Regions from separate parts of the Homo sapiens genome. Here all the other regions are linked to region 3. The links are chromatin contacts, found by Hi-C or POLR2A ChIA-PET in ENCODE. All regions are on one chromosome and are shown on one strand. The core of a region is the stretch at or near the end of the contact, and the rest is flanking DNA. Distances in the headings are between cores, read along the strand shown.

Region 1 (2,700 bases), core at 200-2,699, 610 kb before region 3:
ACCTCGACCTTTAACATCGATAAGCAGTAGGGTTAGTGTCAACAACTCTCCAAACCTGTCAATGTCTTTATTCTTGCCTGCGGAAGGGAGGGGTGAGAGAGACCTTAATAAATCCTAATTCCTCGTTGTTGGATTCTAATACAATGTGGGGTTATCTTTTATCCTAATTTAAAGGCCATTGATCCCACACTGTCCTTGTCTTACACATACACTCATCCTTAGGTGCAAATATGGTCCCCACTCTCACCTTCACCCCTAGCTTGCCAGCGGGCTCCCCACACCCTCCTCCAGCCAGGAGAGAGGCAAGGAGCACGCAGGCATGGAGCCCCCATAACCAGTGGCGCATCTACAGACATAAACCCACTCTTCCTTCATGGGGGATTTCGAGGCAGGTCCAACTTCCATAAGGATTTCTCTTCAGTGTAGTGCTATTCTTTTCTGCCTGTCGGAGTGATCTCAGCTGTCAAGTTAGTGCCAAAGGTTCATCCAGCGAAATCTGGAAGGTGGGGGAAGGGTGGTTGAAGATGACACCTGCTTAGGGGCAACTTTGACGACTTCTCTTAAGAAAACTAAGCATCACTGAGTCTGCAACCCTTTCTCTCTCTCTCTTTCTCTCTCTCTCTCTCTCTCTCTCTCTCACACACACACACACACACACACACACACACACACACACACAGACAAAATTTCTGTTGCTCTGACCTTAGGGACCCAGTGCTTCTCTCCTGCCACAGGGGAAAGCAGGCGTTGCTGCCCTCCAGCCTGGAATGATAGGATGGGGAGAAGACAGACATCCCCGGGAGGAGAGGGGGAAAGGGGGAAGGAGAGGCGTGGAAACAGAGAGGTGCCCAACTCCGCGGAAGCGCCCCTTGCTGGGTAGAAGAGTGGGTCTCCCGCCGCGGCGCACCTGTCTCGGCTGCCGGCTCCCCGCACCTACCTGTACGAGACCTGCTTCCGGAAAGTTAAGTTCCTCAGCTTCTCCTCCAGCGCTTCGTCCTTCTCCTTCTGGCCGGCGGCCGCGGGCTCGTCCAGGGCAGCGGCCCCCGCCGCCGCGGCTGACCCTGCGCCCCGCGGGTCCGCGCCGCCCTCGGCGCCCAGGCAGCAGCTCCCGGCGCCGCTTCCGCTGCTGCTGCTGCCGCCCGTCGCCCCTTTCTCCTCTCCCGCCGAGGAGCTGGGGTTCATGGCGCCCGCTCCGGCGGCCGCGGAGGGAGCGCAGGCGGCGCCGCTGCAGGGGCCGGGCGGGCTGGCGGCGGCGGCGGCGGCGGCTGCAGGAGCGCGGGCAGGTCCGCGCGCCGCTGGCAGGGGCAGCAAATGGCAGCCCCTTCCCGCAGCATCCATCCGCGGCTGCACCGCACCGGGGCATTGTGGGAAACTCCGCTCACTCCCCCGCCCCGGCCAATCAGAGGCCGCCGCTCCCCGCCTCCCGCGCCCTCCCGCGCCGGCCCGCACCCTCCAGCCCCGCCGGCCTCTTCCTAAATCCCGAGCGAAAGCCCAAGCTGAACATGAACTCTGCCCGGAGGCGACGGGCTGCGGCGGAGGGGGAGAGAGAGGAGGACAGGCTGCGACCCCGGGCTGGGGACGCCAGGGCAGGGACAGCGAGCATCAGGAAGGAGAGCGTCCGGGGAACTCGAGTGGCCGCGCCCTGGGTCCTGCACCGTGAGGCTGGGGGGACCAGGACCGGCGGGCGCCCACCTTGGTCCTGAGCCCAGCTGCCGACGCTGGGCCAGCACCCTCTCCACCGCCGCCCTCCAGTGAGCAGAGCTGGGCTCAGGCAGCAGCCCCTGGGCGCGGGAAGGTAGCGGGAGCTGCATTTAGGGGAGGGGGGAGGTAGCAGGAGCTCCGCCAGTGGGAACCTTGGAGTGAATTCGTCGGCGGGTGCCAAGTCGAAGCGCCGACCTCCTGTCTCTGGACTGGGGCCCGGACCCCTGCGTCCCCAAACTGCGTCCCCGCCTTGCTCGTCGCCCGGTGCCTTCCTTAGGCGCAGCAGACCCTCGGTAAACAGCGGTTAATTCGATGGAATCGGATCACAGGGCCCTCGGTGAAGCAGAAAGGCGGAGGAAATCCAGGAGGCAGAAGTGAGGACCCTGGCGCCTGGCGCCGCTGCGTTGTTCGTATAAGAAGAGGCATCCCGGAAGGGGCTTCAAACCACTTAGGACCGACTGCTGAAACGAATCCAAGCTTGTGGTGTCTGCAGAATTTAACTGTCCGCCTCAACCCCAGTTTTTGTTTCTAAGATTATCGAAAACTGTGCGGTTTGAGTGATGTGCTACAAAGTGTTTAAAACAGATTGTTTCCCAAATTAGGGGTTTCCACACAAGAAATCGCTGCTGTCGGCAAACACAGGAACTATCTATGGTTAAGACAAGGTGGTGTTCGTAACCAAACTATAAACCTACATATACGAGGTGGTAAGAGAACCAGACCAATGAACAGTTTCAGGCTGGCGTGGTGTGCCCGTGAACAAAGAATTGTAATACTGGCAAAAATCTAAATTGCTTTCTTTCCCTTTATTTTCTCATCACTAAAATTAGGAAAATGAACAGATATGTCAAATCTCTTCTAACACCCATGTTCTGTAACTCTCCTCGTATGTACCTTATAATAAGACAAAGGTAAAGACATTTCCATGTGCAGCGAGGAAAAGTAATAATAAAAATTAAAACAACTAGCAAGTATGAAGCCCTCTTTTTATACGGTATG
Region 2 (2,700 bases), core at 176-2,675, 560 kb before region 3:
GTATGCATCTTCCTTAAGTCGAAACGTATGATAAACAAGTAAAACTATATCAAACTAAAAAGCTTCTGCACAACAACAACAAAAATTAACAAAATGAAAAGGCAGCCCACGGATTGGGAGAAAATGTTTGCAAACCATATAAACCATCATGAGGGGTTAATATTAAAAACATATGAGGAACTCATACAACTCAATATCAAAAACAACCAATTTTAAAAAATGGGCAAAGAATCTGAATAGACATGTCTCTAAAGAAAACATAAAAATGGTCAACTGGTATATGAATAGGTGCTCACTGACACTAGTCATCAGAGAAACGTAAATCAAAACCCTACATGATATCACTTCACATCTGTTAGTACTATCATTATAAAAAAGACAAGGCGCGAAAAGTGTTGGCAATGGTGTGGAGAAAAGGGAACCCTTCCACACTGTTAGTGGGAATGTAAATTAGTAAAACCATTATGAAAAACAGTGTAGAGGTTCCTCAAAATATTAAAAATAGAACTAGCATATAACCCAGCAATCCCTCTGCTGGTATATACCCAAAGACAATGAAATCAGCATCTCATGGTTACTTGTGTACCCATGTTCATTAACGATGAAGAGTCTTGCTTTAGAAAAATATTCTGCTAATAACTGGAGGAGAAATGATAGAATTCTATAAGGCTACTTTCAAACCCCTAATGTATTGATCTCTCTAGCCAATAAGTATACATTGTGGAGAACCGAATAACCAATTTTTATGTTCCTTCTGATGGAGGCATGTAGTGGAACCTATGAAGAATTCTTACCAAAAACCAAAACCAAACAAAGTAGAGTCTGTAGTGGACGAAGGACTGTGCTAACGGACACCACAAGGACATTACAGGTAAACTAAGACCAGGAAGACTCTACAGGACAACTGACTCGGCCTTTACTAAATAACAGCAAAGACATGCAAGAGAACTTACAGACAAAAAGATATGTAATGGACATATCAAACAGTTTGAACACATGGACCTTATTTGGATATCTGATTCAAACAAGCAAACAAAAATAAAAATGTGGAAGGAGGGAGGGAGGGAGGGAGGAACAAAGGAAAGAAGGAAAGGAAGGAAGGAAGGAAGGAAGGAAGGAGGGAGAAAGGAAGGAGAAGGGGAAAGGAAGGAAGGGAAGGAAGAAAGGAAGAAAAAAGAAAGAAAGAAAAAGAAAGAGAAAGAAAGAAAAGGAAGAAAAAGGAAAGAGAAGGAAGGAAGGAAGGAAGGAAGGAAGGAAGGAAGGAAGGAAGGAAGGAAGGAAGGAAGGAAGGAAGGAAGGAACACGCAGCACAGTCCACCTGCAGAGGAGAGGAGAGACTTCCCAGGCAAGGTAGTGGGGTCGGTCCTTCTCCCTCACACACCCGGACTTCGCCCCAGCACATCCCTGCTGTGCCTCTGCTGCCCCCATGTGGCCCAGGGAAGGCCTGACACGGAGCCTGTAGAGGACGAAACCTGAACACAAACTCCAAGGAGGTCTTTGCTCTTCCCCTTTTCGCCAATTCTTGGCCAGGATTTGTCCCACCCACCCATGAACATGGGGCTGCTGCGGAAGCAAGTGCCAGGATGGGTGCCGGGAACGCCTATCGGCTCAGGATGCTAAAAACATGCATACATATGCTGGCTCGGGGAGCAGGATCCAGAGAAACAGAGCCGCCTCAGGCAATCCCCCCAGGGAGAGGAAGTGGAGATAAAAACAGAGGAAGCCCCAGCAGACTAACGGCCAAAGGCAAGCAGTGAAACCAGCTCCCTTGCCTCATGAGATCAAGGTAATGCCACACTAAGTTGGTGGCACTTCCTCCCTTTGGGCAGTCTGTCTTACAGAGCACTTGGGGTGAACTGCCCCTGACTGCTATCTGAGCACACATTCCCAGAAATGCAGAGAAAATTTCAGGGGGATCCCACTGGCGGTAGTTTTAGCTTATGTCTATATTAGCTGGCTTTTTGAGCAACAAACCATGAAGCATCAGGAAACGGGAATTAAATTCATTTGTTATTATCAAATAACATGCAAAGAGATTTAAACTGATCCCTTAATATTTGCACAATTGTTACTGGGCATTAACACTGACCCTTAATCTGATTAAATTTTTGTTTACCCAGTAAGTCCATTTTTCTCTGCTTAATTTGTTGGATCTCTAACACTCAGGGTGACAGGAGTCTCTAAGAAATAATTGTCACAGCACAGGTATGTATCATGTGTGCACATGAACACATACATTCTGGATGAAACTCCCCAAAAGCCAGTTTCTTAACCCTGCACTTTCACCCCTTTCTCTTGCATATGAGCCAGGCATAAACCTCCATATACTCCTCCCACATCCAGGCTCCAGAGCCAGACTGCCTGGGTTCAAATGCAGCTTTAGCGGTTACTGTGTGACCTTGGACAAATCACCTAGACTTTCCGAGTTTCAGTTACCTCCTCTATATAGTGAGGATGATAATAATGGCATCTCATAGGGCTAAATGAGTTCATAGCTGTAAAGTGCTTAAAATAGCACTGGGCACAGCAAGTGCTAGAGGAATTTATCAACTTGGTACCGTTACAATTTTTGTAAAATGGGTTTGAAATGCAATTAATAAACTAGCTAATTTTAAAAAACTAATTTAAAAAACAATGATTTGCAGCCGGAGCAGTGGCTCAGACCTGTAATTCCAGCATTTTGGGAGGCCAAGGTGGGGG
Region 3 (2,700 bases), core at 94-2,593:
AAACTAAGGTTTAAGAGCTACTTCCATGCAAAAAAACAAACAAACAAAAAATCCCAAGCTTAAACAGGAACCAATGGGTGGGGGAGGCGGGAAGAGCTGTTGAATGTCTTGTGATTAAGTAAAAGAACCTCTCACTTGAGGCCTACGGAGGTTGTGTTTAAGGGCAAGGTCTTGAAGGAAGGCTACGTTGCCTAGCCCTCCCCCATTGCCATCCCATATAGTCCTCCAGGAAAACTGTGATTTTAGCAAAGCCTTTCATGACCCACTCCATCTTTCTCTAAAGTCCAGTACCGCTTCATTAGTATTGACAAAAAAAAAAAAAAAAGGTAAATACTTCTTAAAGTTACGTGTTACAAAATCTTGTTTCCTTCATTCCGTTTCTATTCTTCAAGTTCCTTAAAAGCTGCGCCATTTTTTGAGTGAAAAATGTGCGTAACTTCTGATATCAGCGTAGAGAGGTGAGGGAGGGAGGGAGGGAATAAAATAAGAGGGAGGGAGGAAATACAAAAGAATCCTGAAGTTATGAATTATTTGGGTAACAGTATTGAGGTTTATTTTTGCTTAATGATGCTATATTTATGCAATAAAAACATTTGTCAATCTGTATTAATTCCTGGGAAAACGAACCACTTTTAGTCACTTAAAAAGCAAATCACTGACTTTAAAAATTAATTTCACCTTTTTCATTGGGGAAACCCTTTAAAAATTTCCAACTTGCACGAGAACTTCCCCCCCTTATTCTTCATACTCATTCATTCTAGAGATGAGTAAAATTAGGTTGCAATATCCCTGCTGCCTCCAGAGTACCTCTTTCACACAGTATTTTAAAAAATTATTTCCTTGTTTGCTCTTCAGTACCTCCACTCCTTCCTCCTGTGACCCTCCGACCATATTTACTCCTCCTACAAGACCAGGTCTCCAGTAATGAAATCAGTTTTCCAAGCAGTTACTTAATTAACGGCATTGAGTAGACAAGTGAGGTCCCGCCCCCTAGGAGGAGCTAACACCGCGGACCGAATCAGGCGGATGGTCGTTAACAAATGAACCCTTAATCTTTTCAGAGGAGGAAACATACACAAAGGCCCAATCAGAAGCCGCGATTTCAGGCGTCCGGAGGGGGCGGGGCTGGGCAAGCACCTCCCACTTCCCAACCTCCCGCCGCGGCCGACGGAGCCTCGCGGGCTCCAACAGGTCCCGCCCCCTCGCCAGGCGCGGCCGCTATTGGGCGGCGCGCTCCACACCGAAGCCTCAGTTGCTGGGAGAGGGAGGGCGGGGGCGGGGGCGGGGCCTGAGGTGGGCCAGGGGGATGAAGAGAAAGGCGGGGAGGCAAGGGCGGGCTGGGCGTATTCCACGAGCGCCTCGGCGGTTGGCGAAGCGGACGGGGTGCAGCCTCCCCGGTGCGAGGAACGGTCTCCGCTGACAGATACCCTCCTTCCGGCCGCGCCACTCGGGAGGCGGATCCCGTGGGCCTGAGGAGGCTTCCCCCGCCCGGTTTGCTTTCCCTCCCTCGCTGGCGCTGCCGCGAGTCCACCGAGCGGCCTCTGAGGAGCAGCCGCAGGAGGAGGAGGAGGTCGTCGGGGGCGGCGGGCGGAGACCGCGCTCTCGCTTCCCCGGCGGCGGCAAGGGCAGGACAATGGAGGTGGCGGTGGAGAAGGCGGTGGCGGCGGCGGCAGCGGCCTCGGCTGCGGCCTCCGGGGGGCCCTCGGCGGCGCCGAGCGGGGAGAACGAGGCCGAGAGTCGGCAGGGCCCGGACTCGGAGCGCGGCGGCGAGGCGGCCCGGCTCAACCTGTTGGACACTTGCGCCGTGTGCCACCAGAACATCCAGAGCCGGGCGCCCAAGCTGCTGCCCTGCCTGCACTCTTTCTGCCAGCGCTGCCTGCCCGCGCCCCAGCGCTACCTCATGCTGCCCGCGCCCATGCTGGGCTCGGCCGAGACCCCGCCACCCGTCCCTGCCCCCGGCTCGCCGGTCAGCGGCTCGTCGCCGTTCGCCACCCAAGGTGAGAACCGGCCGCGGCCGCTGGGGAGCCCGGGGAGAGGGCCAGGAGGGGGCGGGCGCCCTTGTGCGGCGCGACCCGCTGTCATGTCGCCGCCGCCCGGGGTGCGCGGCGGGGGAGGGGCGAGCAGGAGGGTCTGTGCTGGCGACGGTGACATGGAGGGCCCGCGCTCTGCGGCGTGTCGCGCTCGGCCAGCAACTTCCCCGGGCGCTGTGGACTTGACCGCGCCGCCGCCGCCGCCGCTGCTCCGCATTCTCAACAGCCGGGCGGCCCCTGCCACTCGCACTTTTGCAGACCTCTGTCGGAGTCTCCTGCAGCCGGAATCTCGGGTTCTTTGCCGGCTGCAGCCAGTTAACTGCTACCCGCCCGCTGCCTCCACAAAGCTTTGTCCAGGTCCATATGATCCTGATCATCTCGTCTATACTCACGTTATTTGAGCTGCAGGGGAGAAGGGAGGGATGAAGATGAAGTGATGGTGACTTTCTTTGATGATTGATTGCAGATCGGATGTCATTTATTTCTTATCTTGCATGTTTGGGGCTCTTTACCTTAATGAGTTCCCAGTTCTCTTCCCTCTCCTCTGCTGGGGACAAAGGAACCAAGAGACGTTGTTTTGTTGTGTGTCTCTTTCAAAGGTTTTATTTTGAGACGGCGAAGAGAAATAATACAAAGTGATTTGGGTTTTCTGGTATTTTATAGATAAAGC
Region 4 (2,700 bases), core at 20-2,519, 900 kb after region 3:
TTCTTACAGTTTTAGATTTCTTTTTAAGCAACCTTTCTTCCTGCACACTGACCTATGTCTTACTTAAGGAATTTTTTTTTTTAGAAGTCTCGCTCTGTCGCGCAGGTTGCAGCGCAGTGGCGTCATCTCGACTCACTGCAACCTCCGTCTCCCGGGTTCAAACGATTCTCCTGCCTCAGCCTCCCGAGTAGCTGGGGAGGCGCCCGCCATCACGCCCGGCTAATTTTTATATTTTTAGTAGAGACAGGGTTTCACCATGTTGGCCAGGCTGATCTTGAACTCCTGACCTCAGGCAATCCACCTCCCTTGGCCTCCCAAAGTGCGGGGTTTACAGGCGTGAGCCACCGCGCCCGGCAAGGAATTAATATTTTACTAAAACAGTTTTTAGAAACACCAGGGAAAGGCTCAGGGCTAAGTATTTTATTCCAGTTTGTTCTAACAGCCACGCCATAGCAGACGTGTGACCACCTCCACCAGCCCTACGAGGGGTAGAACTGAAGCCAAGGCCCCAGTCACGGGCCGGGCTTCAGAATCCAGGCTTCCCTGCGGCCAGCGCCGCTGGCTCCCTGCTCCCCGAGATCGCCTCCCCAGTAGCTGAGAATACGCTGAGTTTTTATGGTTTCACATTCAGACTAAGCCGCCCGCGACCTTGTAGGTAAAGATGAATCCGAATGGGTCGGCGCGCCTGTTTCCTAGGGTACTGCTTTCGGGCGCTTTCTCCTGAAGTTGACACTTCCCAGCCGAGGAGCCTTAAAGCCCCACGCAGCGGAAGGAACGCGGCCCCGGCGGCGGCGAGACAGGCCTGCTCCCGGCCGGGAAAGGCGCACGAGAACCAGGACGCGTCCACGCCACTCGGGGCGGGCGTTCGCCCCGAGCACGCCCACCTCAGACGCCAAGGAGGCTGACCGCAGTCCGGTCGACGATGGGCATGGTCTCTACTTACTTTCCGCCCAGGCTAACCTCTAGCGCATTTTGCTAATTTGGGTCTGAATCGCCATCACCGCGGGCAGCGCAGCCTTAGCCGCCAGCCCTACAGCCGGGAGGGAATGTAATGTAAGGTTTGGCGCCTCGGGGCGGATCCGGCTTGCACAGTCAGTTAAGGAACCAGAGTATCGCGAGATCCGGGGTAAAGGGGCGGGAGGAGCGCGCGTGCACGCGCCCAGAGCCGTTAGGGTGGAACTCCACTCGGGCGGGGCGGGCGGAGTGATACAGCTGGACGCCAGTTGGTGGAGCCCCCGCGGGAAACGACTGAGCGCGAGGAGCGTGCGCGCTCCCGTCGTGGCGACGGTGGCGGCGAGCGGCGTCAGAGCTTGAGGGGGGGTTGACGGCTTCTGGCGGGTGGCGGTGTTGAAGGCGAGAGCTTGCTTGGCCCGTGTCGCTTCTGTCCCAAGAACCGGACGGAGAGTGAGGGCACGAGGGTCGCTGTCGGGGGCTGTCGTCTTCCACGTACACGTCGTCGTGAGGAGCGCAGTCCGGACTCTTCCCGCAACCCCTCCGGCTCCCTTTCCGCACGCCTCGAGGCGGCGGCGGCCACCGAGACAGCAGCGCACCTTCCCCCATCCCTTCCCCTTATCCCCCAGCCCAAAAGGGCCCGGTCTGCGCCCCACCCCCGCCCGTCCGCCCGCTACGCCGCCGCCATGTCGGCGCAGGCCCAGATGCGCGCGATGCTGGACCAGTTGATGGGCACCTCCCGGGACGGTAAGTCTCTGCCAGGGCCCTGGGGGTGGGGGAGGGGACGGGGACGGCGAAGGGAAGGGGTTCCGAGGGCGCACCTGGGCGCGCGCGTGTGGCTGAGTAAGGGGCTCCCAGATTGGTAACACGAGGTCCCCGTCCCCCGTCCCATCCAATCAGGGCTCGGCAGGCGGGCAGGGGGGGCGGTGACCATGCGGATTGGCGGGAACTGCTGCCAATGGGGTGAGGCGGGGCCTGGAGGCAGAAAGGAGAGTTTGTGCTTTTAATGTTGACTTGGCTGAGACGGGAGAGCCCGCGTCTCTGTTGCGTAGTTGGGGGGCCCGTTTTGTCGCTGGTTAGGTACCTGCGGAAAGCTAAGGCCTCCACCCCCGATATAATTCCTTAACCCAGAGCTTTGGGATCATCCCTCGCCGCCGTCCTCCAGAGTACCTAGAGAGAAGCTTCCCCCTCCTCTTCCTGGGTCAGGAGGAAACCTTTATTACTAACCCAGTCTCAGAGATGCACCCTCGAGCCCCACAGAAACAACCATTTTTATGGAAAATCTGACCCAAACCATGGTTTCTTAAGTGGGTGTGTTTGGCCCCATTTTGTGAGAAGGAACATGTTATGGCCTGTTTTTCCGAGAGACCTCCATTTTGTTAGACAATTTAATAGAGGCTTTGTTCAGTAAATATTGACAAATGTTGCATGTCCCTAACAGAACGATTTTGAAAATTTGGTACCCAGTGAAGTAGAATAGAGGAGAACAAAGATCCTTTCAGGCGTTTAGTTTAGAATCTGTATAGAGAGCCCTTAATTGCTGGATTATCCTTTGTCATAAAGAGAATTTCTAAATAAAATGATGAAATGCTGTTGCTTTTTTGGTGATGTTAATTAGTAATGTACTCTCAAATTCAACTTAAATACATTCAAATATGTAGGAAAGGTCTAGTTCATTACTTTCTTAACACAGCAAAATCCTTGGTAGTTTTTATGTGTTGCTTCTTTAGGCAGATAGTTTCTTAGCCA
Region 5 (2,700 bases), core at 83-2,582, 770 kb after region 3:
GAGCTAAATTGTGGAGGATATTGAATATGAGTATACATACATAGAACTCAGTTTGTAGGTAAGTTGCAGCCAGAACAGAGAACGATATAATAAAAACTCTTTTAGAGACATTAATATGACCCCGTCTCAAGACTGGTGGGAACAGAGACTGAAGGCAGAAAGGTCATTTAAGTATCACTAAGGCAATCTAAAAATGAGACCCGAATTCAGAATCAGAAAAGGAGCAATAGGGAAGGAGATAATGTAGGTAAAACATGGCGCCGAGTAGAAAAGATAGGGTTTTAGAGCTGGGAGAGACCTTTGGAATCATAGATTTCATCACCATCTTCGTCCAAGTAGGGAAAGTAATAACAGGAGAGGAAAAAACGGAACCCTCTCAGAATTTGTCAATGACGTCACACTGACTTAATAAAAGAGCTTTCAATAGTTAATGCAATTAACAGAAGGCTTGGATTCCCTTCAGGATGTGAAGGGCGAGCCCTCAAATTTACTTTTTATTCAATGGATTAAAATGGCCAGTAATTCTTATCCTTTTAAACCCGACTTCCAATTAATTAATTACAAGTGAGCCTATGGGGCGTGCCCAATCAATTCCTTCCCCATCCTGAAATGGGTCCTTTAGCATTCTCATAAACAGTACGTTTCCTGAAATACCACTAAACCCTCTTAAGAAGTTTTCTATGATTTCAGCAGTTTAGGCCTTCTGAATGAGCCCAGAACTCCTCATCTGCTTGTTAATTTTCCAACTGCAAAGCGTTATTGAACATTTAATGACCCTGCCCCACGCAACGCCCACTGCGGCCGGGCGAGGGAAACCGGAGTAGGTCGAGGAAGGGGAGGCCTGCGCTTTCGGGAGGGAAGCCGCTGGGGCTAGTCTGGCTGAAGCTGGGCACTTCCTTTTTTCCCTCGATACTTAAGGCTACGGGGACACAGGGCGGGCAGGCACAACGGCTGGCGCGTCTCTCTACCCTTGCCCAGAGTCCGCCTTGAATAATCAGCTAACAACCCCAATTCCCTTGAACCCAGCACGGGAGACCCGGCGCCAATGGCTAGGTCGGTCTCAGTCCCATCCCGATGCTAGCCCCGGGAAGCTCCTGGAGCGCCTCTGGTTTCCGGGTGCGAATAGTAAACTGCTCGGGAAACCCCAGAACCCTCCCTTTGAGGAAGGGTGCAGACGGCGTCTCCGTTTCCACGGAAACAGGCCGAGCCATGTCGTCACTTCCGCCGACCTGTCTGGACTCCAGACTGTTGGGAGGAAAAGAGGAAAACTGAGCAACAGCCACGACAGTGGACGCGAGCGTCTCCTCTGTGCGCATGCGCCCGCTCAGCGGCCTGCTTCTATTTATGTGGGGGATCCAACATGGCGGCCGCGGCGACCCTGGCGATGGCGGTGAAGCCCATCAGAACGTAGTAGCGGGGAAGGGGACACGGTCCGCACTCACCGTGGCGCCGGCGGAGACGGCTGAGGGTGGTGGAGGGAAGAAAAGCGACAGAGAGCAAGAGGAAGGGCGGGCAGGCACGCAGCGCGCCGTAGAAGCGAGCGCCGGCTCGAGCAAAAGCGGAGGGCCAGAACAGTGGGGATGGCGGAGCCGCGCAGAGTAGCGTTCATTAGCTTGTCACCGGTGCGGCGGCGCGAGGCCGAGTACCCGGGGCCCGAGCGTGAGCCCGAGTACCCCCGCGAGCCCCCCCGGCTGGAGCCGCAGCCGTACCGCGAGCCGGCCCGGGCGGAGCCGCCGGCCCCGCGGGAGCCTGCCCCCCGCTCGGACGCGCAGCCCCCGTCGCGGGAGAAGCCGCTCCCCCAGCGCGAGGTCAGCCGCGCCGAGCCGCCCATGTCGCTGCAGCGGGAGCCCCCGCGGCCCGAGCCGCCGCCGCCGTTCCCGCCGCTGCCCTTGCAGCCGCCCCCGCCGCGGGAGTCGGCTTCCCGGGCTGAGCAGCCGCCGCGGCCGCCGAGGGAGACGGTGCGCCTGGAGCTGGTGCTTAAGGACCCCACCGACGAGAGCTGCGTGGAGTTCAGTTACCCGGAGCTGCTGCTGTGCGGAGAACAACGGGTACAGAAGATTCTTCCCTCCTGCCCCAGACCCCGGGAGCCTCAGGACCCGCCGCCTTCCCCAGCTGGTTTGCACCTTGGGACGCCCACCGAGCGCGTCCGGGTCGCCCCGAGGGTGGGGTGCGGGGGGCCGGGGCCGAGCGGGTGGACGGGGCGGTGAGCGCTGCTTTCTCCACTCCCCAGGGTGGCCGAGGCTCTCACCCGGCTGCGCCGAATCCCCAAACCCCCGGCACTCGCTCCCAACGCCGCGCCGAGCTCGTTTTCTTGTGCACCTTTCGGAACCTCAGATTTTCCTTCTTTCCTTTCTGCTCCCCACACAAAATCCTGGGGCCCTGCAGGCCGTGTGGCTGGGTTCTCCCTGTGGCGCTACAGCTGTCGTTCCAGTAGAAAGGAAGAGAAAACCTTGGGGGACACGCCCCCCAGTCTGAAGCAGAGATTGTGTAACCCCTCTCGTATCATCCTCATCCTCATCACTGTTTGTTTTGCTGGGCGCCGTGGCTGCTGAGGTGTGCTTGCGTGCCTGTGATATTTTTCTTAATCGAAGGGAATTTAAGAATAATTAAAGGTTTTCAGAGACTAAGGATCCCACTTTAGGAATGGAGAAGTGGGTTAGTTAATCTGGTTACTAATTTTTCTCTCGTGTTGGTATTGGA

The links. Hi-C counts contacts between places; a loop is a spot of excess contacts on that map. ChIA-PET counts read pairs that join two places held with the same protein, here RNA polymerase II (POLR2A). Pooled maps may share reads with other maps.
Region 1: a pooled map shows a loop between it and region 3 (2.3-fold over the local background). The contact joins the promoter of DGKI here to the promoter of TRIM24 in region 3. A Hi-C loop is called at or near these places in 1 of 50 pooled maps. POLR2A ChIA-PET finds 5 or more read pairs at or near these places in 2 of 52 experiments (H1 and WTC11).
Region 2: a map of B cell shows a loop between it and region 3 (4-fold over the local background). The contact joins the enhancer-like site here to the promoter of TRIM24 in region 3. A Hi-C loop is called at or near these places in 7 of 168 maps with a recorded cell type or tissue (B cell, CD4-positive, alpha-beta T cell, CD4-positive, alpha-beta memory T cell and 4 more), 9 of 37 single-sample maps with no recorded cell type and 21 of 50 pooled maps. POLR2A ChIA-PET finds 5 or more read pairs at or near these places in 3 of 52 experiments (H1, HepG2 and WTC11).
Region 4: a map of CD8-positive, alpha-beta T cell shows a loop between it and region 3 (11-fold over the local background). The contact joins the promoter of LUC7L2 here to the promoter of TRIM24 in region 3. A Hi-C loop is called at or near these places in 4 of 168 maps with a recorded cell type or tissue (CD4-positive, alpha-beta memory T cell, CD8-positive, alpha-beta T cell and naive thymus-derived CD4-positive, alpha-beta T cell), 4 of 37 single-sample maps with no recorded cell type and 17 of 50 pooled maps. POLR2A ChIA-PET finds 5 or more read pairs at or near these places in 2 of 52 experiments (CD4-positive, alpha-beta T cell and T-cell).
Region 5: a map of ascending aorta shows a loop between it and region 3 (19-fold over the local background). The contact joins the promoter of UBN2 here to the promoter of TRIM24 in region 3. A Hi-C loop is called at or near these places in 4 of 168 maps with a recorded cell type or tissue (CD4-positive, alpha-beta T cell, CD8-positive, alpha-beta T cell and ascending aorta), 3 of 37 single-sample maps with no recorded cell type and 21 of 50 pooled maps.

Annotation. Positions count from the first base shown.
Region 1 is chr7:137,845,525-137,848,224 of GRCh38, forward strand. It overlaps DGKI (diacylglycerol kinase iota), which reads right to left and starts at 1,450. Exons shown (of 33, transcript NM_001321708.2): 1 at 938-1,450. The coding sequence starts at 1,338. RefSeq lists an enhancer at 289-790 and silencers at 1,425-1,474, 1,959-2,253.
Region 2 is chr7:137,897,871-137,900,570 of GRCh38, forward strand. The region is part of intron 8 of CREB3L2 (cAMP responsive element binding protein 3 like 2); the gene reads right to left. Among named protein-coding and RNA genes, the nearest start is that of DGKI, 52 kb to the left of the region's middle. RefSeq lists enhancers at 1,501-1,570, 1,502-2,218. Within about 2 kb of position 1,426, at least 20 of the 41 ENCODE cell types and tissues checked have a DNase peak (open chromatin) inside an H3K27ac peak, as active enhancers do; they include B cell and GM12878, where a contact is called at or near this core.
Region 3 is chr7:138,458,916-138,461,615 of GRCh38, forward strand. It overlaps TRIM24 (tripartite motif containing 24), which reads left to right and starts at 1,344. Exons shown (of 19, transcript NM_015905.3): 1 at 1,344-1,997. The coding sequence starts at 1,634. RefSeq lists enhancers at 1-309, 713-1,495 and silencers at 1,006-1,395, 1,456-1,705, 1,736-2,215.
Region 4 is chr7:139,358,625-139,361,324 of GRCh38, forward strand. It overlaps LUC7L2 (LUC7 like 2, pre-mRNA splicing factor), which reads left to right and starts at 1,270. Exons shown (of 10, transcript NM_016019.5): 1 at 1,270-1,698. The coding sequence starts at 1,638. All of the region lies in intron 2 of FMC1-LUC7L2 (FMC1-LUC7L2 readthrough), which reads left to right. RefSeq lists enhancers at 405-534, 1,255-1,304 and a silencer at 1,535-1,964.
Region 5 is chr7:139,229,905-139,232,604 of GRCh38, forward strand. It overlaps UBN2 (ubinuclein 2), which reads left to right and starts at 1,333. Exons shown (of 18, transcript NM_173569.4): 1 at 1,333-2,048. The coding sequence starts at 1,581. RefSeq lists enhancers at 1,114-1,273, 1,354-1,493 and silencers at 1,664-1,913, 2,124-2,343, 2,290-2,549.